Linked DNA regions of Mus musculus: regions 1 and 2 are each linked to region 3. A link is a loop called in an ENCODE intact Hi-C map of the cell type or tissue named here. Cell type or tissue: heart. All regions are shown on one strand.

What was found. Peaks named below come from ENCODE experiments on the same cell type or tissue, not always from the same donor. Only the 100,000 strongest peaks of a DNase experiment are listed, where the experiment ranks them.
Region 1: a loop joins it to region 3, with 2.6 times the contacts of the local background. A loop is called at or near these places in 7 of 42 quality-filtered maps.
Region 2: a loop joins it to region 3, with 2.0 times the contacts of the local background. A loop is called at or near these places in 8 of 42 quality-filtered maps.

Annotation. Positions count from the first base shown.
Region 1 is chr14:31,925,823-31,933,822 of GRCm38, reverse strand. LOC102640059 (a long non-coding RNA gene) reads right to left here and starts at 5,253. Exons shown (of 5, transcript XR_874500.3): 1 at 3,236-5,253; 2 at 1,467-1,592. In heart, no CTCF peak of the experiment used is centred here; a DNase peak (open chromatin) is centred at 3,152; H3K4me3 peaks cover 563 bases; H3K27ac peaks cover 924 bases.
Region 2 is chr14:31,888,265-31,896,264 of GRCm38, reverse strand. No RefSeq gene overlaps it. Among named protein-coding and RNA genes, the nearest start is that of Gm36164, 21 kb to the left of the region's middle. In heart, no CTCF peak of the experiment used is centred here; a DNase peak (open chromatin) is centred at 4,564; H3K4me3 peaks cover 958 bases; H3K27ac peaks cover 1,608 bases.
Region 3 is chr14:31,827,131-31,835,130 of GRCm38, reverse strand. Ankrd28 (ankyrin repeat domain 28) reads left to right here and starts at 4,716. Exons shown (of 28, transcript NM_001024604.2): 1 at 4,716-4,804. The coding sequence starts at 4,778. In heart, a CTCF peak has its summit at 4,611; a DNase peak (open chromatin) is centred at 4,330; H3K4me3 peaks cover 2,660 bases; H3K27ac peaks cover 2,043 bases.

The DNA of each region.
Region 1 (8,000 bases), 99 kb before region 3:
TCGTCATTTATTTAGGTTTTGTTTTTGTTTTTGTTTTTTCCTGTCGGGTGGTGGTGGTGGTATTGAGCATTTAAGCGCTTTGCATTTCTAATTAGTCTTAAGCCTGGTGATGGCTCCCTCAGTCGGTATCACTGTGCACACGCCCCCCACCCCCACCCCCCTTGCTTGCCCAAATGCTTGGTAATTAGCCCTGCAAAGACAGGCAAGCCTGACTGGCAGCAGCTTTTGCAAAAGGCTCCCCAGCCCTCTCAGCAACAAAGGAGAACCTCTGCATCCTCCCTTCTAGCTGTCATCTGATCCTTCGATTTTCCACTCTGCCACCACGCCACCAAGGAGTTGGAGCGTTTGTGTTTGAAGTGTTGGTACTAACGTTTTGATGGAAATTTGTAAATCTTACATGTGTGGGCAATGTCTTGCTTGAAATTTGTCCTGACTCCTCAGAGAGAAAGGAGGTGGGAACATTCACTTTTTTATTAGGACGGGAGGGAGTAACCGTATGGAAAATGGCTTGGTTAACCCTAGGCATCCCCTCTGACCCAGCCATTCCACGGTCAGAACACAGAAATGTGACAGGAATTTCTTCCCCACAGAAACACTGGGATATATCCACCTGCTGTTTGTAAAAGCCCCAAACTGGAAATATAAGGAATCTCATAAATTTAAAGTTGACTTTAAAAATTCTAGCTATTTTTAAAAAAAAAGTTCTGCCTCATTCTATTTACAAAAGTAGAAACCTGGCAGTGTGGTCTTGGTGGTGCTGGGAAGATTCCCCGGATCGGAGCAAGCAATTATATACTGTTACTGAATCTAGGCCTTGGGTCTGAGATCATATGAAAACCTGAATAGTCAGGCAATGGTGGTGCTCACCTTAAATCCCAGTACTTGGGAGGCAGAGGCAGGTAGATCTCTGAGTTTGAAGTTATCCAGGTCTACAAAGCGAGTTCCAAGACAGCCAAGAACAGGACAGAGAAGCTCTGCCTGAAAAACCAAGGGAAAAAAAAAAAAAGAAAGAAAAGAAAAGAAAGGAAAGGAAAGGAAAGGAAAGGAAAGGAAAGGAAAGGAAAGGAAGAGAAGAGAAGAGAAGAGAAGAAAAAAGAAAAGAAAAGAAAAGAAAAGAAAATCTACTAAACTACAGACTAACATGTGTGGTTTCCAGCATTCATGGTAAACTCCTGGAAATTGTTGTGGTTTAAAATGGAGGTTTAAACCGGGTGTGGTGGCGCACGCCTTTAATCCCAGCACTCAGGAGGCAGAGGCAGGAGGCAGATTTCTGAGTTCGAGGCCAGCCTGGTCTAGAAAGTGAGTTCCAGGACAGCCAGGGCTATACAGAGAAATCCTGTCTCGAAAAACCAATAAATAAATAAATAAATAAATAAATAAATAAATAATAATAAAGAAAGAAATGGAGGCTTAACAGTTAACTCTATCACTCAGTCACTGAAAGAACAAGGCCTGGCCTCCCTCACCTGTGAACTGGGTCAAGGTGTCCTATGGAAAAATCAGGTCTGCTTTAAGGCGTGCTCCAGCCACGATTGTCTCAGTCTTCCCTCGCAGTCTCCTTAAAGGGAAGAAGTCCAGTGGAAACCAGAGGGCTGATGGGAAGAAATACAGCCATAGAGAGGAGAAACAGGCGTTAGGACCAGAGAGGATGCGACTGTGTCCAGGACTTACTAATGGCATTCCCCAGACATTCCTGGCACAGTGTCAAGGACCAGGAACATCTCAAAGTCCAATGAAAATATTTAAGGGTTTAAGTAATGTTAAATGATCCCAAAATGAAAAATGGAAAATACAACTAGTATGTATTTGTTTACTTGAGTGTCCACAAACAAAGCATAGCACTAAGCCTAAGTAATTCTGTGTTTCTCACACATGAGCAAGTACATCAGCATCCAGGCTTCTGAATAAGCTGTAGGGTCTGATACAGTACATGTAGTGAGCCTGAGAGTCTGCAAGATGACAGGCTTCCAAGTGAGGTACCCTCACTTCTGGCCCACAGCCTTTTAACAGCACAGGGAGTTAGTGCTATAACACAAGTCAGTGCTGACATGGCTATAATATACTGGAAAAAAAGGTGACATCAAAATGTCATATTCACACATAATTCAGAACAATGTTTTTATTGTGTACATTTATAAGAAATGTATAATGAATTCACTCACCATTGAAGTATTTTAAGTGTACAGTTCAGCAGATTAATCAGTTACAATATTTTTTATCTATGTCCTCAAATGAAACTACACCCAAAGCAGTCACTTCCATTCCCTTCTCCTCCAGCCCTTAGTAACCTCTGTCCTTTCTGTCTGCTGATTTGGCTGCTCTAAGCCCCGCCCGCCCATCAAGAGACTCACACAATGTTCTTTTCTTTCCCCTTAGCTTATTTTTACCTAACATAGGTCCATTCCAGTCTCATCCACATTACAAATTTCACTTCATTTTAAGGATAAACAATATGCCCCTGTATACACAGGTCTACAGTGGTCTGACCATTTGTCTCCTCCACACATTTATATGCTGAAATCCTAGCACCCAATATTACAAATCCTAGTAATATTAGGAGGCAGAGACTTTGGGAGGTGATGGATCACAAGGGACAAGTGTAGAATTGAAATATACCACACAGAGATTGCTCACACTTGCCACCGTGTAAAAATTCTGTAACGAGAAAAGTCAAAGAGAGCTCTTACCAGAAACTAAATCTACCTGTACTTAGATCTTAGATTGCCTTGTCTCCATCACATTAAGAAACAAACTTCTCTTGCTTATAAGCCACCCAGTCACTGATATTTTGTTATAGTAGGCCAAAAGAATGAAGACAGCATCATATTTTGTTTAGCCATGCACCCACCAATGGAAAAGAGGCCCATTACACCTTTTGGCCATGGTGAATAACATAGCTATAAACATGGGTATGCAGACGCATCTTCAAGGCCTTTCTTTCGACCCCTTTACCCAGAAGAGAGATTGCTGGGCCACGTGGTTATTTATTTCACGTTTCGTTTATCTGAGATAACAAAAGAACAGCTATTTTTAAACATCCTCAACTACGATTTGAATGACCCAGATGGACACATTCCTCGGAGAGGCTGTTCTGCAGGTCTCTCCTACACGAACTGCAGGCCAGCTCCTCAGCGCTTTCACTAATAAAATACAGAGGAAGTGATACTTGGCCAGTTTCCAAGCTGACCCTTAATGGCTCTGGCAGCTTCCACTTCCTCCATCTTGGAATGCTTACTGTTGGCATAGTCCTTCTTGGAAGCCAGCCACTAGGCTGTGAGGCGATACAGGAAGCCACATGCAGTTGCCACGAAGAGAAGAACCAAGGTCCACAGCAGACAGTCCTGATTCAACTCCTAGTCAAGGTCCATCCAGTTCCTAAAACATCCGCATTCCAGCCGTTCCAACCCCAGCCCAGACCCGGGTCAGGCTTCCAGGAGACTTCAGATCCTTACCGCCCTAGCTTAAGGCAGAAGATCCACCCGGTCAGAAACAACCCACTGTTATTTTAAGCCTCAAAGTTTTGAGGTCACTTGTTACATTGCATTAGGTAAATGAGACAAACCCACTTCAAACATTTGGAGAAAGAGCAAAACATGCCACATTGAATCCATACGGGTAGAACTTGAGATACCAGTACAGGGCCTTAAGACTTGAAATATCTTGGGACTTTACAAAACAGATGTAAGGCATAAATGTAAGTAAGACACATGGCAAGAAATGAGCCCTCAAATATTTCAAACCTGCCTAAAACCAGCAGTTGGTGTGTGTGTGTTTGGGTTTTTTGGGGGGAGCACTTTTTTGAGGCAGGTCTCCCTGTATAGCTCTCTGGTTGTCTGGGAATTCACTATGTAGACCAAGCTTAGCCTTCAGCTCCTAGAGATCCACCTGCCTCTTCCTCCAGGGTGCTAGGCATAAAGGTGTGGCTGGCTTTTTTTTTTTTAACGCAGATATGATGGTGGTCATTTGGTTAAAGATCCAGCTACCCCAGAACAGAACATCAGCTAGCTCTTCCCATCCTTGTACCGCAGGAGGCAGCCAAGGGCTTTCTTACCTGTCTTGGCTTTAGGGGCATTTGAACTCTCAATCAGAAGCTTCCTTTTACCCAGAACTTACTTTGTAGCTAAGACCCTGGTCACACTTTCAGAAGATTGCAGGTGAATTCAACCAAGTCTGCCTCAGATTCCTGTCAGCTCAGAAAACAAGCAGCCTCAACATGAAGCTGTACAAGGGCGGGCAGAGGCGTGGCCTCGGGCAGAGGCGTGGCCTCGGGCAGAGGCGTGGCCTCGGGCAGAGGCGTGGCCTCAGGCAGGCAGTCCTAGATTCCTAAGCCTGCCATTGCCAGGCTCTATGAGGAAACCAGCTTCCTACTCTCTCCATTCTCCCACATGATGGGCACAGCCCATACCCGCAGGACCGACCTGCTCTGCCCTTGGGGAAAAAGGAATGGTAGGTCAAGGGCCCTTTGTTATTCATTAATAGATATTGAGCATTTGTGTGCCAAGCAGGAGCTGCGTGTGGGCACTGTGCATGTGTTGGTAAATAAAGTAGACATTTTCTTCTTGTCACAGGGACCCAGAAAGAGACATAGAAAAATAAGTCGAAAGACAACACAAATCTCACATCTCTCCCTGCACTGGGACACATTTGCATGTCTTTGCTTCCTTAAAGTGTTCTGTCACTTGGAGTCAGTGTATGTGACCTCTTTGCAGAGGACATACTCCCACCAATCCATCTAGAGCAGTGGTTCTCATCCTTCCTAACACCGCCATCCATAGTTATTTTTACTGTTACTTCATAACTGTAATTTTGCTAGTGTTATGAATCAAAATGTGAATATCAGATACACCGGATATCTGATATGCAACCCCTGTGAAGATATGGTTTGACACCCCCCACCAGGGGTCACGACCCACAGTTTGAGAACTGCTGATCTAGACTGCTCCTCAGAATGCATTTCTGAGTACTAGAGATGGGGGAAATCGTAGCTGGTGTCTTCTTGGTATTCATTGCTTTATTATCATTCTCCCCCATAGAAACTAATCGTAAGAAAGGCAGTATCTGGCCTATCTTCCTCCCTAGTGTTTCTGGAGCATCTAAGACACTAGCTTGCATACAATAGGTGCCCATTAAACCCGGAGAGATGAAGAAAACAACAGAATTAGTATCTCCCATTTTTACCACCAAAGAAACTTAATTTTTTACAAAAAAAATCCATGTAATGTAGCTGATAATTCTACTTACTCCTCATCCAAAACAAAACACAATAACCACAGACACACATTTATCCCATGTCAGTTATAGATTTTGTTCCCTATAAAATACCTGGTGCTATTAAAGAGTATTCTATTCTAGTCAGGAACAAAGCATTTTGTTGGGACAGTTTCTTGTCCCAGATGAGTGTGTGATGTCTAGTAGATGTTCGGGATCATAAATAAGGTGCTGGGTCCTTCACATCACTGTCACACTTCTTGGTGGCTTTGCTTCTCTTGAAGACATCCAAGGCTACATTCAAGAGTTCATTAGAAAGTCAGTGCCCCATCTGCCTCATGTGACCCAACACTGGATTTGATTCAGGTATGTAAAGATGAGGCCCGGAGGAACTTCAGGCCCAAAGCCACAAACAGTATAGTCAGTGAATGATACAGCGATGGAGATCCGCAGGCCTTGTGGGAATGCACGTGAACACCTCCGGTGATGTGACCTCCCATGGTGTGGTGCAGCCCGGGTGAGGCTGTCTGCAGGTGGTGTTCCTATATTTACTGTAAGAGAAAGGAGAAAGTGGATGGAGAGAACTCAACAGAGGGACAGAGAGGTGTGGGAATGGGGGTGGGGGTGGGCACGGGGGTGGGTGGGGGAAGAAGCAGCTCGAGGACACAGTGTTCTAGGAGCTGCAGAGAAGGAAAGACAAGGAAGTGGGGGAGGGTGGCGGCAGCCTGTGGCAGAGCCCAGTTCTAATGCTCTGATGGTGACTAGTTTCCTCCCTGTCTTGATATCTCTGAGACCTAGGGACCTACAGGTTGTGTTTTGGGGCTCAGATTTATGACGACAAGCCTGATCCTTGTGGTCACCGTCTTTCATGTCTCTAGGAAGCCTTTGCTACCCATTCCAGCAAGTCTGCCTATGAGTCTCTTTCCCCTTTATTTCTCTTCTCCCCTAGTAACAGACAGCTTTTTCAAAAGACAGCATATGTCCACTGACTTTGAGAAACTGCAGCAAAGAATTTGGGAAATTTCCACTATTTGGACAACTGGCAAAGACAACAGTTTTCTCTGAGTACCAGGCAACACCATGATTAGACAGAACCAGGGAACGAATCAAAGAACAGACTGGCTATTCATAGGATGTGTTACTTTCTGGTTTATTGGGAACCTTGCAGGCCCTGACTGTTTCCTTTGGTTCCAATTAAATCTATTTTAAGTGATACATGTAGGGTGCCTGTATTAGCGAGGTACCATGTGATATCTCAATCAAGTAACACTTACCTTGGGCTAACCATCTTCATCTCCTAAAACACAGTTATCAATTCTAGATAGTCAAATGTTTGGAATCCTTTCTTCTTGTCTTTTGAAGTGTGTGGTTTGTTACTGTCGTCTATACTCACCCTTGCTCCTGTCTAGTCGTAACCTAGTACTCGTTCATTATCTTCTCCCACTCCTCCCTTCCATACTATGCCCAGGCCATGGGAAACCCCGTTCTATTCTCAACCTCTATGCAACCAGCTCTTTCGGAGCCCACATGTCAGTCAGATCACATGATGCTAACCGGTCTATATCTGGCTTGTTTCACTTAACATATTGATTTCCAGTTCCATCCATGTTGTCACAGATGACAACATTTCATTCTTTTTTATGGCTGAATAGTATTCCATTACGTAGATGCACCACACTTTCTTTATTCATTCATCAATTGGTGAAGACTAATATTGTGCCCATTTCTTGGCTCTGTGATTTATGCTCCAATATATATGGGGGTATAGAAAGTTTATTTTCTTCACCATACTGACTTCAGTCCCTTTGGATAACCCAGACATGGGATAGCTGGATCATACAGAAGTTCTAATCTCTTGAGGAATCTCTGAGAGGGCTGTGCTCCTTTGTATTCCTGCCAAGGACATCAAGGCTTCCCTCTTCTCTGCATTCCTTCCAGCAGTACTCTTCTCTTAGACAATAAAAACGTGAATATCTCTTGTGACTTCATCTGCTTTATTAATCAAAAAAAAACCCCAAAATTATTGAAATAGGCTCTTTGTGGGTGATGGTGGCTACAGTGGCAGTGACTTCAGCACTCAGGGGACAAAGGCAGGTGGAGCTCTGAGTTCAAGGCCAGCCAGGTCTACAGAGTGAGTTGCAGGGCATCCAAGTCTACACAGAGAACCCCCCGTCTCAGAGAAATTTTTGGAGAAAAGCAAGACACCAGCTTCAGGGGTCTGAATGGGAATGCCCCCCTAAACTCATGTGTTTAAATGCTTGGTCACTAGGGAGTGGCACTGCTTGGCAGGGATTGGAAGATGTGGCTTTGTTAGAGGAAGTCTGTCACTGGGGGTGGGATTTGGAGTTTTAAGTACTCACACCATGCCCAGTGTCTCTCTCTTTCCTATTGCCTGTTGATCCAGATGTAGAACTCTGAGCTAACTCTCCAGCACTGTGTCTGTCTGTATGACACCATGTTTCCTGCCATGATGACAATGAACTAAACCTCTGACTGAAGCAAGCCTCGATTAAATGCTTTCCTTGATAAGAGTTGCTGTGGTCATGGTATCTTTTCACAGACTTAGAAACACTGACTAAGACACCAGCTGTTCCCCAAGAAACAGATCTCATTCCTTTCAGCTTGAGCTAAACAGCAAGAACCCACACTCATTTAAGCCAGCATCCAATGTATAGGTCGTGCTGAACCCACACACTCCATAGCAGGTTCCGACACTTGAACATTTGACACCTCCAGGGCAGTGTGGAGCCTTGTAACCGTGCTGGAGAGAGCTGGGTATGGTAACACAGGCC
Region 2 (8,000 bases), 61 kb before region 3:
ACCATGACCAGAAAGCAAGTTGGGGGAGAAAGGGCTTATTTGACTTACACTTTCAGATCATAGTCCATCACTAGAGGAAGTCAGGACAGAACTCAAGCAGGGCTGGAACCTGGTTATGAGCTGATGCAGAGGCCATGGAGGATGCTGCTTACTGGCTTGCTTCCCCTGGCTTGCTCAGCCTGCTTTCTTACAGAACCCAGGACTACCAGGATTACCAGCTCGTGGATGACACTGCCCACAGCAGGCTGGGCCCTCCTCCATGGATCACTAACTGAGAAAATGCCTTACAGCTGGATCTCATGAAGGCATTTCCTCTACTGAGACTTTATTTCTGTGATGACTTCCGCTTGTGGCAAGTTGACAAGCCTGTGCACTGAGTTAAAAAGAAATAGCTGCTAAGGGAGAAACAAGTGAACAGGGTATAGATTTGAATGTAACAGAAGGAGATAGAGATAGCTGAAATTTAAAAAGAGGCCTTCAGGATGGGCCTCATGGGGAATGACATTTGATAAAGCCTTACAGGAATTTTAGGTTATTATCTGGCAAAAGAGCCTTCTACATAGAGGGAACTATCACTGCAAAGGCCCTGAGGTCTACATGTCAGAGAGCAGAGAGAAGAGCTCCCAGAGACTTCTGAGTAGGGGAATGACAAAATCTGGCTTTCAAGGGCTCGCTTGCCTCGCGCTGTGAAATACAGCCACACAGCCACACAGAGAGCTAATTCCATAGCACATGCGCACGCGCGTGCGTGCATGTGTGTTTTGTTTTGTTTTGTTTTGTTTTGTTTTCTGAGACAGAGTTTCTCTGTATAGCCCTGGCTGTCCTGGAGCTCACTTTGTAGACCAGGCTGGCCTTGAACTCAGAAATCCGCCTGCCTCTGCCTCCCAAGTGCTGGGATTAAAGGCATGTGCCACCTTGCCCAGCGTGTGTGTGTGTGTGTGTGTGTGTGTGTGTATGTGTATGTGTGTGTGTGTGTGTCTATTTGTTTTCCTTGGGGACTGAGGAATGGCACAAAGCCACAGCATTCAACAGACCTCAGAGGAGAGTATGGGGGAGATGACTTGACATGTTTTGACTGACTTCTCATCATGGCCATTATTTTGAGATTCTTACCCCATAGAGTCTTCTCCTATTTCTACCTTCCTCTCTCTCCTAGTGGTCTCTTCAGACCCCAAGCCCAGGAACCCCAAGCCCCACCTATGTCTCTTCTGTCCAGCTATTAGCTGCCAGCATTTTTATTTCACTAATAGTTTTAAATGAAGGAGCAAGGACACACTGCACTTGCAGATTCTCTCATTCCTGGGAGCAACCAGGCCTTGGGGGCCAAAAGACCAACCCTCAACAGGCTACCTCTGAGCTGGGATGGAAAAGGAAAGGGGCAGGCCCTTAAGGCATGGTCTTTATAAAGGATATATGGTGCATGCATATAAGGAAACTATGAGACTCTTGGCCACAGTGGAAATGTGTCACATCTAGTAGCTGTTGATGACATGGCCACTGACGGGAGTCACTGAAGGTGGGCTGGGGAAGCACCTGGTTTTGGAATGTGGGTGGCTCTTGTTTTATCAATGGGGGTCGGCAGGGGGGTCTCCTACTCCCAGACTGTGTGTGGAATGCAGCAATCTTAAAGCATATGGCTAGAAAGAAACAACGGAGGCAAGGCCAAGGTAGAAGCAGGAGGCCCACAAGGTCTTTGTAATCATCCCTGGACTATTGCGCCCAAGACACAAGATTGATACATAAGCTGGCCTTGTCCTGTTTGGAGTTCTTCTGCCCTTTATAGCTCAGTATTAGGCAGGAGATCATGGAAAAGGAAAATAACACAAGTTCAAATCCCAGCTCCTCCACATTCTATCGTGTGATCTTGCAAATTCATTCATATCAAGGATTTTTTAAAAAGAATTAAGAATGTTAGATTTTACTTCACAGAGCTGGGTGAGTATTCTAAGCCTGCGGTTATGAATACTATGTGTTAGACACAGACACTTCCTCCTTCCCTGCCTGCTATGTCATGCCTATAATTCTACTAACTGCAGTTTTGATTTCTTTCTCTATTGCCTTGTTATATTTTGATAATGTTTTACTTCTAAACATATATTTAAAACACACTTATTATCAGTGGTAGTAAAAATAAAAACATGTGAGACCACAGCAGTCTAGTTAGAACACAAGGCTATGGAAAATTTCTGTGGTAATCATATACTTGAATATGCATCGAAATCACTTTCAGGAGTGTCAACCTTTTGCCATGATGAGATGACATTGTGGTCTATAAGTGTGTTGGGCTGCATTTATAGCTATGCTGGCATGTATAGGTCCCATGGGTTGCAGGTTGGACATGCCTGAGTTTATGTTGTAGTGCCAATTTTTATACACACACACACACACACACACACACACACACACACACACATGGCTGAGAATGTAGCTCGGTGGTAGAATACTTGCCTCACCTGTATAAAGTCTTGAGTTAAATTCTCAGCAACATAAACATAAGTAAGTAAATAACAGAATTCGCTTGGCATTTTATTCAGACACTGGACACCAGAACAGAATAGTATATGGTACTCTGGTACCGTCTACCCAGCTCCCACGTCACTGTCTCTTAACCAGTCCTGTTTATCTATTTCCTGCTTTTACCTCTGGAGTATTTTAAAGCATGCCTTAGAGATCACATTGTTCTACCCACAGGTAATCCTGTGGGTGTCCTTACTGTAAGGACTGAGAATGCCAGTGTTTTCACAACAAACAGCACAGACTTACACAACAGAAGGTTGTTTTTCTCATAGATCTGGAAGCCAGAAATCCAGATCAAAGTGCTATCAGGGTTGGTGTTATGATTTCGGTAGGAAATGTCCCTCACAGGCTGTTTGGGACACTGTTTCCAAGCTGGTGCAACTATTTCGGGGATGCTGCGGAACCTTTGGGAGGAAGGGCCTACTCTAAGGTTCTCTCGGATGCTGGTTTCTACTGCTCTATTTCCTAGTCAGCCGCAATGTGAACAGCCTCCAATACACGATAATAATAGTAATAGTAATACTAATAATAATGATACCTTTTAAATGTATTTTATGTGTATGTGTATAGGAATAGAGGTAACTGCCGGAATTAGGGGTGTTTGGGGGCCCACCTAATACAGGTGATGGGAACAAAACTCCAGACCCCTCAGGAGCAGTAGAGGTCCTTAATCATTGCGTCATCTCTCCAGCCACATAAATAAAATAACTTAAAGAAGAGAAATACAAATTCTTAGCCCCACCTCTTGGTGCTGCTTTGACAGGCAGCTGTTTGGGGGCCACACTAACCCCACAGAAAACTGACAACAGTAACATATTGATGGTTACCTCAGCGCATGGTAGATTACCAGGACGGAAGTCTCTGGAACAAGTAGGATTGAATAGGATTTGTTGATCGGTCAGTGCCAGCTCCTAACATTTTTTGTTTATTAATTTACTGGAGTTGTCATCAATACCAATTTTTTTCCACAAAATTTGATTTGTCAGCATCCCCAATTTTATCTGCTGTTAAAACTTTTACTCTCCAGCCATAATGTCAATCAAGTTTCCCTGATCAGAGTCGGCTATCCACATCTTGCGTTCTTCATGCAATTTCCACTGATAACCATTTTTCCCTGGACAGTTTTAGCTGCTGTTCATCTTTTTTTGGTGCTATTTTTATCAGTAACATTCATTATTATTTGACAAAAGACTGAAAACTTGGATTTACTTCGTTACATAGCCGTAAGGGGGGAAAAAAACCCAAACCTAAAAATCGTTACTTATGTTTCTAAGAGAGAGCAAGAGAGACAGAGTGGGGGAGCGAGAAAGTGACAAGGGCCTGGAAACAGACCCAGGAAGGAGCTTCAGCTGTGTAGATCCTGTTTGCTAAGCTCGAAGGCCAAATGCCTTGGGGGTCAAAGGGCACACTTCAAACAATATGGGCTCTACAAGAGGGAGGCCCTAGAGAGGGCTGGACAAATAGTTCAGACCTTTAAATCCTGGGAAGTTAAACACACAGCTGTCATTTCGCCTCTTCTACACCCCCAACGCCTTTTATAACGTTTTATTTGTCTCCTCTCTTCTCTTCAGCTCTCTCCATTGCCCACAACGCACCCTTAGCAGAGGTGACCTCCCCTTTGAATTTTACTCTTGACAAGAACAATGTCCTACGTTGAAAGGCCAGTGATTAATTGTGCATTGGTTTATCTTAAAGTGCCACCTTTACTACGATTGCTACTCCCCGTGAAGTTAGGCAGCTTTGAACAAATCACAACTTCAGGGGAAGTTGACCCACCACTCCCTGGGGGACGAGGTGAGGGGTGTAGGTGGGTGGACAGAGCCCGATTCAGCAATTCTGAACTGCTGTGCGGCCTCGCAATCTGTCTACAGATCGGATCTTGAGAAGTTTTATTTTTTGCCAGCATTGCCTGGGAAGAGCCTGCTGCACACCCACACACTTAGCCAGCAAGAGATGAAGAAAGGCTGCTGGGAGCATGAGTCACTGAAGCAGCCACCCGAAGCTCCCCTAGCAGACAGGGTCTTCTGGTCCAGTCTCCTGTGTGATGGGGGCTGAAGCTACGGAGGGAGGCTGGAGGAAGGCGTGAGGAGAGGTGACACTGAGGAGACCCTGGGGAGGCTGGGGGAGGGGCCAGAGACTCCACCCAGCTGAGGGGGTGGGGGTAGGAGCTGACGAGCGAGCAATCGCTAGGCTGTGTTTAGCCACTATCTTCAAAGGCTTGCGGAAGCATCCCACAGTAAACTGTGAGGCTACAGTGCTCTGGCCCAAGGGTTGGCAGGAAGGAAACAGAGAAGGCTGAAGTAATGGAAGTAAAAAAGTTTTTTGTTTGTTTGTTTAAAAAGGAAGGATGGAAAGAGGTACAGCAATGGAGAATAAGAGGAATTCAGTCAAGAGTATGGCAACAAGGAGAGAGTGAAGGAAGCAAACACCCAGGGTTTCTCAAACCTAAGGGTGTGGGATGTGGGGGGGGGGGGGGGGGAGTCGGCACCCGCTGTGACTGGGCCTTGGTCCCGGCAGAGACTGATTTACTTGGTATGGGTGGCTTCTGCGCCTCAGGATTTGCTTAAGCATGCTAGAGGAACTCTAATATATGCTGGAGTAGGAACCATCTGGGTCGCATCCCTGACGACTGGAAAAGAGATGGAAGAGGTGTAACCTCCCTGCGACATCTATGTCCTGCCAGTACAGTAGAGCAGGGCATTGGGTCTGACTGTCCTCCCTCTGGTGTCTCTGTGGCAAGTTCTGAGGGCCAGTGCAAGGCACGGGGGTGCTATAAGGTTCTAGTGTGAGTCAGGCCTATGGTCATTCTGGGACCTTGAACATTCAAGACCGAGGAACCCAAGTCCTTGGATCCGGGGTGTGCTGGGCTAACTTCTCTCAGTGTCTCAGCCCCCATGAAAAGCAGTGGTGTTGACCCAAGCTCTGAAACATCCTCCAACCTCTGCTTTCATTAAAATGGCCCAGTCCCTTCTAGTTCAAAGGATTTCTTTCCCATGAATTATTCAAACTGGGGAGTTAGATATTGAAAATACAATGTTCATGGTTTTCTCATTAGGAAGCTGTTTCTCTCTCTCTCTCTCTCTCTCTCTCTCTCTCTCTCTCCCTCCCTCCCTCCCTCCCTCCCTCCCTCCCTCCCTTCCCTCCCTCCCTCCCTCCCTCCTGCTGTCTTTACATTTACAAAGCTTGATTTCTGCAGGGTTTGAGAGATGGATGCAGCCCATCATTTACAAAATCTCTAGAAAATGTCACATAAAAATAAAGCACATGATGATCACTTAGCTGGCAACCAGAAATGATATGGAAACGGAGCGCATTCAAGAGTTCCACAGCCCTTAAGCGAGTCTCCCAGCCTCCCAGGTTTTGATCCTGGACCTAGCAGTGAACGGTTGCCTGAGGGAAACAGACAACTTGAGTGTAAGAATCCCGGGTCTGAAGAACTGACAGACCCAGAAACAAAGAAAAAGTGAGTCAGAACTCAGACGTTTAACTAGCTTTCTCCCTGACTTAAAAAACCATGACATTTATTGACTTACTTATTTTGTGTGCATGCGCATGGTGGAGTTCAGTGGTCAACTTCTGGGAATCTGATTTTTCTTTCAACCACCTGGGTCCCAGGGATCAAACTCAGGTTGTCAAGTCTGGCGCCGAGGACCTTTACCCACTGAGCCATCTCGCTGGCCCCTCTCCTCGACTTAACCATCAGACTGTGATGATGCCCAAGTTTCTCCTGCAGGACATCATGATGTCATCACTGATGTCACCACAACCCAGACAGCGAAGTCCTTCTAGAGATGGGAATGTGAAGTGAAGAAGAGTAAACCCAGTGTGTCTGTGACCTGTGATGCATTTGGAAATAAATTGCAACTCGGGGGGGGGGGGAGGGGGGAACAGTATAGAGATAGCTCAGTCAGTAAAGTGTTTGTCTCACAAGTTCAAATCCCCAGAACACATATAAAAAAGCTGGGCAGGTTGGCATATGCTTTTAATCCCAGTGACAGAGAAATGGGAAGCAAAGATAGAAGATTCCAATGAGCTTGCCAACCAGCTAACCTAGCCTACTTGGCAAGGTTGCAGGCCAACGAGAGACACATAGAAGCCCCAAGAGTGTGGGTACAGAGGCAGGATTTGAACTCTGAGCTGTCCTTGTTATGTACAGTGTGATTGTTCTTGGTGTAGAGACAAAGTAAAATAATGTCAGAGAAACACTTCCTCCCACAGACCGTTCATGGCCGTCCAAACTTCACCTACACTCATGTGTTTACACCCAAAAGGGAGGCTTTGGCGCCAGGCACCCTTGTTTCTGATCTGGAATCCCACACACAGGAAAAGCAAATTCAAGGCCAAGAGGGTAGGCAGAGGGCTAGGCCAAGCTGGAATAGCACAGTTGCCAGCACAACAGAAATGCAGAGAGAGGCAAAAGCATTTCTAGAATAGAGTCAGCCATAGTCTTCTTGCTAGAAATAGCAACCTTTGACCCTCTATTTGAATGGCTTTTTTGGTGTGTATGGGTAGGGGGTGGGATATTCTGCTTCTAGTCCTCCTGATGACAAAGTCATAATACTCACAAGGTGATCATCAGAGGAAGCCTCTCTGTGACACAGGTGGCTCTGTCCAATCTTAACATCCACTAATTCAAAATCCATGCTCTAGTGACAGTGGATGCATAAGGATCTCTTGCCCAAATCTGTTCACTAGTAAAGGGAAATGACACTATCAGCCACCAGCACTCAGGGTCCTCACGGCTTGTCATAGGCAGTTTCAGAATGGTGTGCGGAGTCAAAAATGCCACAGCAGGCAGCCCCACTGGCTGCTGGCAACTGCACTGGGTGAATCCCTGGAGATTTAAAGTTGCAAACTGCTGCTTCCCTGAGAAGCACACAGTCAAGGCTAGGCAAGAGGAGAGCTGGACCAGGACTTTCTTCAACTTTTGCTCATTGCCGGTTCTGCCTCGATGGGTCTGGGCTGGGGCTTCAATTCTGCATTTTTAATGGTTCCCAAGTTCACCTATGTCGCCTGTCCAAAGAGCATGCTGCAAGTACCAAGAGTAAAACTTTCCACGTGGAATCCTGGCTGGTTTTAGGAGAGTAATTTCCAAATTCTCCATGTTCGTTTGTGCTGTTCCCTAAGGACGAGAGAGAGCAAGAGCGGGCGAGAGAGAGAGAGAGAGAGAGAGAGAGAGAGAGAGAGAGAGAGAGAGGGAGAGAGAGAGAGAGAGAGTAGGTCCTCGTCCTCCTTTACAGCGTTTCCTCTCATTTCACAGAAGGCCCCCCTCTCATCCACCCCAAATCTAATAATTGGCTCTTTGCCGCAGGATGCAAAAACTCAGGTTTCCAAGCAAAGCCACACTCTGAAACATTGGCGTCATTGTTGAGAAAGTGACTAACATTATAAACCAGTGACAAATATTTCCACAAGTCAAATGCATTGATTGATTGCTCCCAAACTTGTAAGAGGTAGGGCTTATGTTCTGTTTAAAACTAATC
Region 3 (8,000 bases):
TCCTAGTATAATCTATTGTATTCCAAGGGCTAGTAGTTTAATTGCATTTAGTTTTTAATTTCTAAAATATCAGAATCTATCTATCTATCTATCTATCCTACACCTTTAGATTGACCAAGATATTTGCTAACTCATTCATTTATTCTTTCATCTCTAACCTTATCTCATTTCTTTCTTGGGATTTAACCTCTTATTTTTCTTGATAGACTATATTCTTAAGATTTCTTCCTTCTTTTTAAGGATGCAGCTTATAACCTAGGCTAGCCCTGACACCATATGTAGCTGAGAATGAATCACTGAAGATAATCATGTCTCTACATCCCAAGGGTTGGGGTTTTAGACATTCACCACCATACCTAGTGTGTAAAATGCTGGGAATGGAATCCAGGGACTGTGCATACTAGGCAAGCATGCTGCCAATTGAGCTACATCAGCGCCTAGGATTTCTTTCAAGGAGCATCTGTGAGTTTGAATTTAAAAACATATTTACCCTTTTTCTTGAGCTATAGTTTAACTAATCGTGGCAGTGGTGGGGCACACCTTTAACCCCAGCACCCAGGAGGCAGAGGCAGGCAGATCTCTGAGTTCAAGGTCTGCCTGGTCTAGAGTCCCAGGACTCTTTAGCTAGCTACACAGGGAAACCTTGTCTCAAAATAACAGAACAAGCAGACAAACAAACAAACAACAAAAGGAAGAAAGACTAGTAGATAGACAGACAGATGGATGAACTAGTTTTTCAGTTATGGAGTCACAATATTTCAGAGACTTTTTTCATCACCTTCATTGTTGCTGATATATCTGCTGACAAGTGGACTGCCATTCCTTTTAGGTAAGTCTGACTTTCTTCAGTGAGAAGTTTAACATTTTTGTATTCTGCGTGGTTTTCTAGACTTTATCTATTACCTATCCGCTTCATTTTTAAGTTTATTTCTAATTAAAGGAAGACTTCATTTTTTCCTTTAATTCATGGTGTTCTTCTAGTCTGAAAAATGCAGGCATTATCTTTGTGTATTGGCTTCCAGTTAATCTCTCCATTCTCCACGTTCTAAACTCCGTTAGATAAATACTTGGCTCTTGTCGTGTCTCCTGCGGCTCCGAACTTACTTTGCTGCTTTGACAGTCCATCATTTGCATCTTATTGGTAGTTCTGATTCTTCAGAAAAATCATTTTTGTGCAGTAGGGATTATCTGGCTCAAAAGAACCCCTCATAGTTGTCTATTTCCTATCATAAAAGTTGCTTTTCTGGTTTTTAAGGGCATTATGCATCAGGTCTTGCCAATGGTTAGGTGGGTAACTCTGAGCACAGCTAGCTCCTTTAGGCAGCAATATGAAAGGGTTAATGAAAATTACACTAGGTAAGGAATCTAAGAAGGTACTTAGTGTCTACCATGTAGTAGATTAGGAAATAAAATCTTGTGTGGTGATTAGCTTACAGCAACTTCCCTGGTGATGGTATCTGTGCTATTTATATTGGACAGAAGTTCTGATGGAGACTGTCACCCATTCTCAGACTTGGCAGTAGTGAATGGCTGAGGCATGGGCTCATGGGTTTAACCACATAGTTAGTCTTTATTTGAGTCTTCTTAGGACTCCTGACTCTATGACGGAGAAGTACTTAATGAGTGAAGAGGGCTGCCAGGGAGTATCAGTGGTATACAGACAAAGAGACACACGCAAGACTTGGGAGATGATTCCGCATGAGGACCCAAGTTTGGATTCCAGATCTTGCTGGCCAGACAGTTTAGCCACAACAGGGAGTTCCATGTTCAGTGAGAGACATTGTTTGAAAAAAAAAAAAAGATGGAAAGCGATTGAGGAAGACATCCTGTCGGGCCTCTATAAGGTTGCACACAGCACACATTCATAAAAACAAACACAGAGGAGGAAGAGGAAGAAGAAAGAGACTTTATTGACACCATTTTAATTTTTGGTCCCACTGGTTATGTGTATGATGTAGGTAATACTTTTCAGGAATATAGATTTATCTTATTTACTAATTTATAACAGGGTCTCCCTATGTAGCTTCCTGGCCAGTCTGGTCCCGTTGGGGTAGTAGGTAGTACTTTTCAGGAATATAGATTTACTCTATCTATCTATCTATCTATCTATCTATCTATCTATCTATCTATCTATCTATCTATCTATGAGAGGGTATCACTATATAGCCTCCTGGCCAGCCTGGAACTTGCTGTTGATCAGGATGGCCTCAATCTCACAGAGATCCACCTGCCTATTACTCCCAAGTGCTAGGACAAAAGGCATATACTGCCATACCTGGCCAAGCTCTTTTACATTTTAACAGATGCAGGAATAATAATATATTTTGATGTTAATAAAACTTGAACACAAATATTTTTAATTTTTTCTATTTTTTCCAGAATCAATAGTTGTTACTATCTCAACAGCTATGAAAATATAGTTGTTAAAATACTAATTTTGAATCTGAGTGGTCCTAAAGAACTCCCAGTTTTTAATATTACTACCTTGATTGACTGTGTGATATGAGTAGGCTGTGTAATATGCCTAACCTTTCTTCTTAATAAACAGTAAGACACACAAGATGTTAAAGTGTTCAAGATGGAGAAAGGTGAGCCCACCTAGTACTGAAACAACCTTTGCAGCAAGATCACACCCTCTCTAATGCAGAGATGGAATGCTGTAAGATACTTTAATCAATTACTCTTCATTAGGAAATTTTATCACCTCAATCCTAATACACTGAAATACACATTTGGTCCACTATCTCAACCCATACCCTCTAAACCGCTTGCTTGCTACCCAAAATCAGTTTGTTCTGTGTTCCAAATCAAGTACCTGTTGTGCTTTTAAATCCTAGAACTTTAACCCAGAGGAGAGCATGCTGAGGCTGTGTGTTTGTTCAGTCGTATTAATTGCTGAGTCAACATCCAGTGTTAAACAGGCATACATGTAGAAGAGAGTAAATCTTTCATCCTCGAGGAAGGCAAAACTCGATTGGCTGTAGCACATGGACAATTATAATCACAAAATATTTTAGTAATGTTGTCATAACACCTTTGTTTTGGAGAAGTCAAAGTCTTTCATACTGCTAATTCATTCACCTTCAGTGCACTGATAAAGAGACATGGGGTGACAGAATTCTCATTTCATCGGCCAGAGTTGATGCAGAAAGAAATTAGGCACTGAAGAAAATGCAAAGCAAGAATCATTTTTTTTTTTCTGGCTAAGCCTCTTCCATCAGTTATGAGAATTCCTCCATTTTAAAGTAGCAAATACCAACCATGGTAAAAATGTAATTTTAGAAAAGCAATTGTTTCAGCAGAATTATGGCATAGTTATGTTAAGAGATATCAGAAGGCTCTTAGTGCATTTGATCTTGCACTTTGATATTTTCTGTTCTTATGGGGCTAAAGAGTTGTTTTTAATAATAGCATTATAATAAACTGACAGTCCTGGCACTGATCCCCATTTTTCTAGACTGCCATTAGGCTCAAATCGATTCTCTAAATAAAGTCTGTCCCAAGAGACACACCAATGCAGGGAAAAGATGAGGTTTGGTTTTGTTTTTTAAACCAACCCGATATCTCACGTTTGTGTTCTAACCATCTGTACCTTTTATTAATCAGGGGCTGGAGCCGCCCAGGCTGACAGACACAGGAGAACAACAATCTTCTCCCACACAAGCCTGGAATGGTAACAGTGTGCGGCTGCCTAAGAAAGAAAAGCCTTTTCTGAGCTGTGGGTTGGCGTGGGTGTGTGTGCCAGGGCGAGGGAGTCATTCCTCTTCTCCATCCAAGGATGCTATTTATTGAAAATCCTGCACATCTTTTTGAAAAAATTGATTTCTTTCAAGTGGGAGGCAAAAACCCTTTTGATGATAAAGAAGAAAGGGGGAAAAAAAACACATGCAAGATTGAAAGGGGCGCTTTGGAGAGAAATGTTCCGCGGTCACAACCTGTTCAGGCTATGAAGACCACACCCTTCAGTCTCGCGTGCCAGCAGTCCCCCGGTGACCACGTCTCCCCCAAAGCCCGCGGAGACATTCTCACTCTCGCTCCACGTGCGAGTCCGGTTCCCCGCTGCCCTCGCTACTCTGTTGAAAGCAGCATCGGCCCGGAGGTCTCCCTGGCTCGCACCGGCTCCGGCTGCCTTCTCCGCACCTGACTGAGCTGAGCTTGTGCACGCCACCTCCACGTGCCATCCCGGGCCGTTACCCGGTACCCAGTTTCCGTCCCTCCCCACCTCCAGTCCGGGCTCCGCCCACCGCGCCCGGGGCGCGCGCCCAGACGCCCCGCCACCTGGCCCGCCCGCTCCGCGCGCCGCCGCTTCCTGTGCCCCGCCCCTCCCTCCGCGGAGAGGCGGAGCCCGGGAGCGAGCGAGCGCGGTGGCGTGGCCAATGGGCGCTCGGCTTACTCTGGCCTCTCCCCCGCGCGGCCGCCAATCGCGGCGGGCGGTGGTGGTAATATTGTGGAGTGGAGTTTGGATGCCGCCGCGGCCGCGGGCTGGAGCGGCGCGGCGGCGGGGGCTGCTGGGGTATTTCGGGAAGGGGGTGTGAGGCGGCGGCGAAGGCGGCGGCTGCGTGTGGGAGGTGGCTGAGAGCTAGAGGGAGAGAGCGAGAGAAAGGACGGAAGAAAGAGGGCGGGAGTCCTTGGAGGAGGCGGGACCGGCGGGGCTCTTCGCGGCGGCGGCGGCGGCGGGCGGCCGGGGAGGCGGCGCCGCCCCCTGCCCGCGCTCTCTTCAACGTAGCCGGCCACCTACCCGCCGGGCGCGGGTAGTGGCCGAACAGCGGCGACCGCCATGGCGTTCCTCAAACTCCGCGACCAGGTAGGTGAGGGGCGGCGGGGCGGGATCGCGCCACCGAGGAGTCGGAGGAGGGTGGACCAGCGGCGTGGGCCGCCCGGGCGCCCTGTCGGCGCGGTGGCAGCGAGGGAAGAGGGTGTCCCGGGTCGGCAGCCGTGCGGGCCGTCCGCCTGTCAGTGCAGCCCCAGCTCCGAGAAACCCACGTGCCGCCGGGGGATCGCGGCCGCCGCCACAGGGGCGGGTTCTGCGCTCGCCGCCCTCGCGTCCGGCGCGCTGCCGGGTAGGCGCCTCCTCTTTCCTGCCAGGTGAGGCTCGGGCCTAACAGGTGGCTTTGCGGTGCGGAGTCGGAGCGGGGCAGGCGGCGGCCGTGACCTGGGGTCACGACCTTGCCCTCGGGTTCGCTTCGCGGGGCGGTTCACGGTCCACCGCACCGTCTCTGCGGAGAGGTAGTGGCGGTCGAAAGCAAACCCACCGGTGCCGATGGATTCTGCTGGGGACTGGTTGTTACGGTGCATATTCCCAGGCTGGTTTTCTCTTGGCATATTCTGCACCATCTTGGTTTAGTTTTCCTGACTTAGGAAGAGCTTGTCAAAGAACACCTGAAGTGCTCAGAAGACTGCAGTACACTGTGGGCTGGGAAAAATAACTCTGTATCTACCAATGAAATCGCAACTATGTCTGAATGAACGCTTGTTACCCTTTTAAAAAGGCGAGAAGGTGAATTACCAGACGCTCCCCAGTGTTTGTCTCTTTTAAAGAAAAGGGAAAGTAACGAGTGGATTTTACGGAGTCGCGGGAACCTATTAATGCTTGAGTACCCCTTTTGCCATTGTTTTTCTGAATAGGAGATACTGAACAGATTTGAAGGGAAACCAATCAGAAAGTGGGCACAAGCTTAACAAAAACGATAGGGAAAAACTTAATGTTTTATGTCATTTTCTACCAATTAAAACTTAAGTTCTGAGTCTAGCTAATGTCAATTCTCACTTAAAAAGTGAATATTCTACTTAGGCTGAATGCTGACTTTTAGTATCATTTGGTATCAGCAGAATTTTAGCTGATATTAACAATAGGGCATGATACTTTGAAAAACTCTGGTTGATAAGTTTGTATTTCAAAATCTGTGAATAACTTTACTGTTCAACATGTTCCATTAGCTACACATAGAATCTTTGAGTTGATTAAAATTAAGAAAGCACAGTTTCTCAGTTGTGCTAGTCAAAAGCACACTTTTCAAAAGTGCTCACCAGCCACAGGTAGCAAAACCTTTCATTGCACAAAGTTGTCAGGAAAAAACAAAAAAATCTGTTAATAACAAGCAGAGTTCAAGCCCAGATCATCTAATTCATATGTAGTTAATACCATGAAACTCAAGATCTAGATTTTCAGCTAATCTTTATTACTCTAGTAACTCTTTGTACCTGAATATTTGGTTGTAATCCTTCACTTTTGGAAATGTATTTTGTGATTTGGTCATTGTGTGTGTTAGGGATTTGGTAGACTGTTAGAAGATCTTACTTTATAAAAAAAAATGAATAAATAATAAAAATCTATTGGCATCTGTGCATTTGAGTGTTTAGTAACTACAGTTTTGAAGCAGTCGTAACACTGATTCAGTTTTGTGTAATATTCTTTAACACTCAGTGGTGATATTGATTTTTAAAATGTTACCTGTAAACTTGAGAATCCGTGATGAGTAAGTTAATGAGATGGCATTGCTGGGGAAGACTTACTGTATTACAAAATAATTGGCTCATCTAGTTCTTTTGAAAGACAACTGAGTTTTTCTTAATTTAAAGGGAATTGCACTTGTTTTTAGAAATCAGTTTATTGATATGTTTCAAGACATTAGAAGTGATGATAGAAACGAAGTGGGATTCAATAGTTTAGTGTTTTCCATTTCTAGGGAAAGCATATTAGCTAGACAAAGTAGTTTTTGGAGGAAAGGTGAGAAGACCTGTATATGTACACAGGATTTTAAATCTGGAAGGTAGTTGATACCGCTTTTAACGCAACAGCTTTATATACATTCCAGTTAGGAAGTAGTATAATTTTTTTAACCTTGCAAAGAATAGAAGGAAGCTAGACATGAGTAAGGATTTTCTTCAACATTTAAGTATGAGAATGGTTCTACATGGTAAAGATATAAAGTCAGAGATGAGGAAATGACATAATCAGTAAAGAGCTTACTGTCAGCATGAGGATCTGAGTTTGATTCCTGAAACTCAGTAAAAACCTGGGGCACAATGGCACATGCTTGGGATCTCTGCACGGGGAGGCAGAGGCAGGAGAATCCCTGGGGCTTCCTAACTTGCCAGCCTAGCCTGCTTTACTCCTGAGGAATAACACTGGACATTGACTTCCGGCCTCCACATACACATATGCAACCACAGGAACACACACACATACACACACACACAAGATACACAGGGAAGACAAATATAAAATCAGTAAGCAAATAAGGAAATTGTCCTCATTCATTCTGTAATCAGAATAGGACAGCATTTACTTTGTGGCAGCATGTAATTCAGCGAATAAGAAAGAATTACTGTATTACTTTCTGCCTATGGGTGGATGAAAATATTTTTTAAATTGTTAGTAAAATGAAGCTTGTTTTCTGTTGATAACAGTAGACATGAACTTTTTTCCTGAATTACTTCACTTTGGCTTGTGTAACAGTGGCAGAATTTTCTCTCCTGAGGTTATCACGGTCTATTTTATCTCCTTAGGTGATGAAAATTACTCATATATGGTTACATTTTAAATCATAAACATTATGTTCTATTAAGAAAGATTGTTGGTCTTTGTTTAGGTTCCCCATTTCAGAAGCTAAGTAGCAACTGACACTTACTTCAGTATATAGAAAATGATGGGGAGTGGTGGAGAGGGGGACCTTAATGTCAGACTTGTTAGTAGCTGCTCAGCCCCAAGCCTTTGTTGTGCAGGTATGTCTAGTATTTCTGGAATTCCTTTTTCCTTTAGGATACCAGAAGTCCACATTGCTAGGGAAAAAATCTATTTTTGTTAGTAAACTGGTGACTACCAGTAACAACAGTGAATACTCAGGTTATAAAAGAGAACTACTATAAAACTAGTTTCTAACTTCTAATTCAGAGGAGTTGGAGAAAAACTCCAGAAATGGTACTCATTAAACTGAGAATTCTTTAACAGAAAGGGGCCACAGTGGTCGCCCTCTTCTCCCCCTCCATTCCCCCTTCCC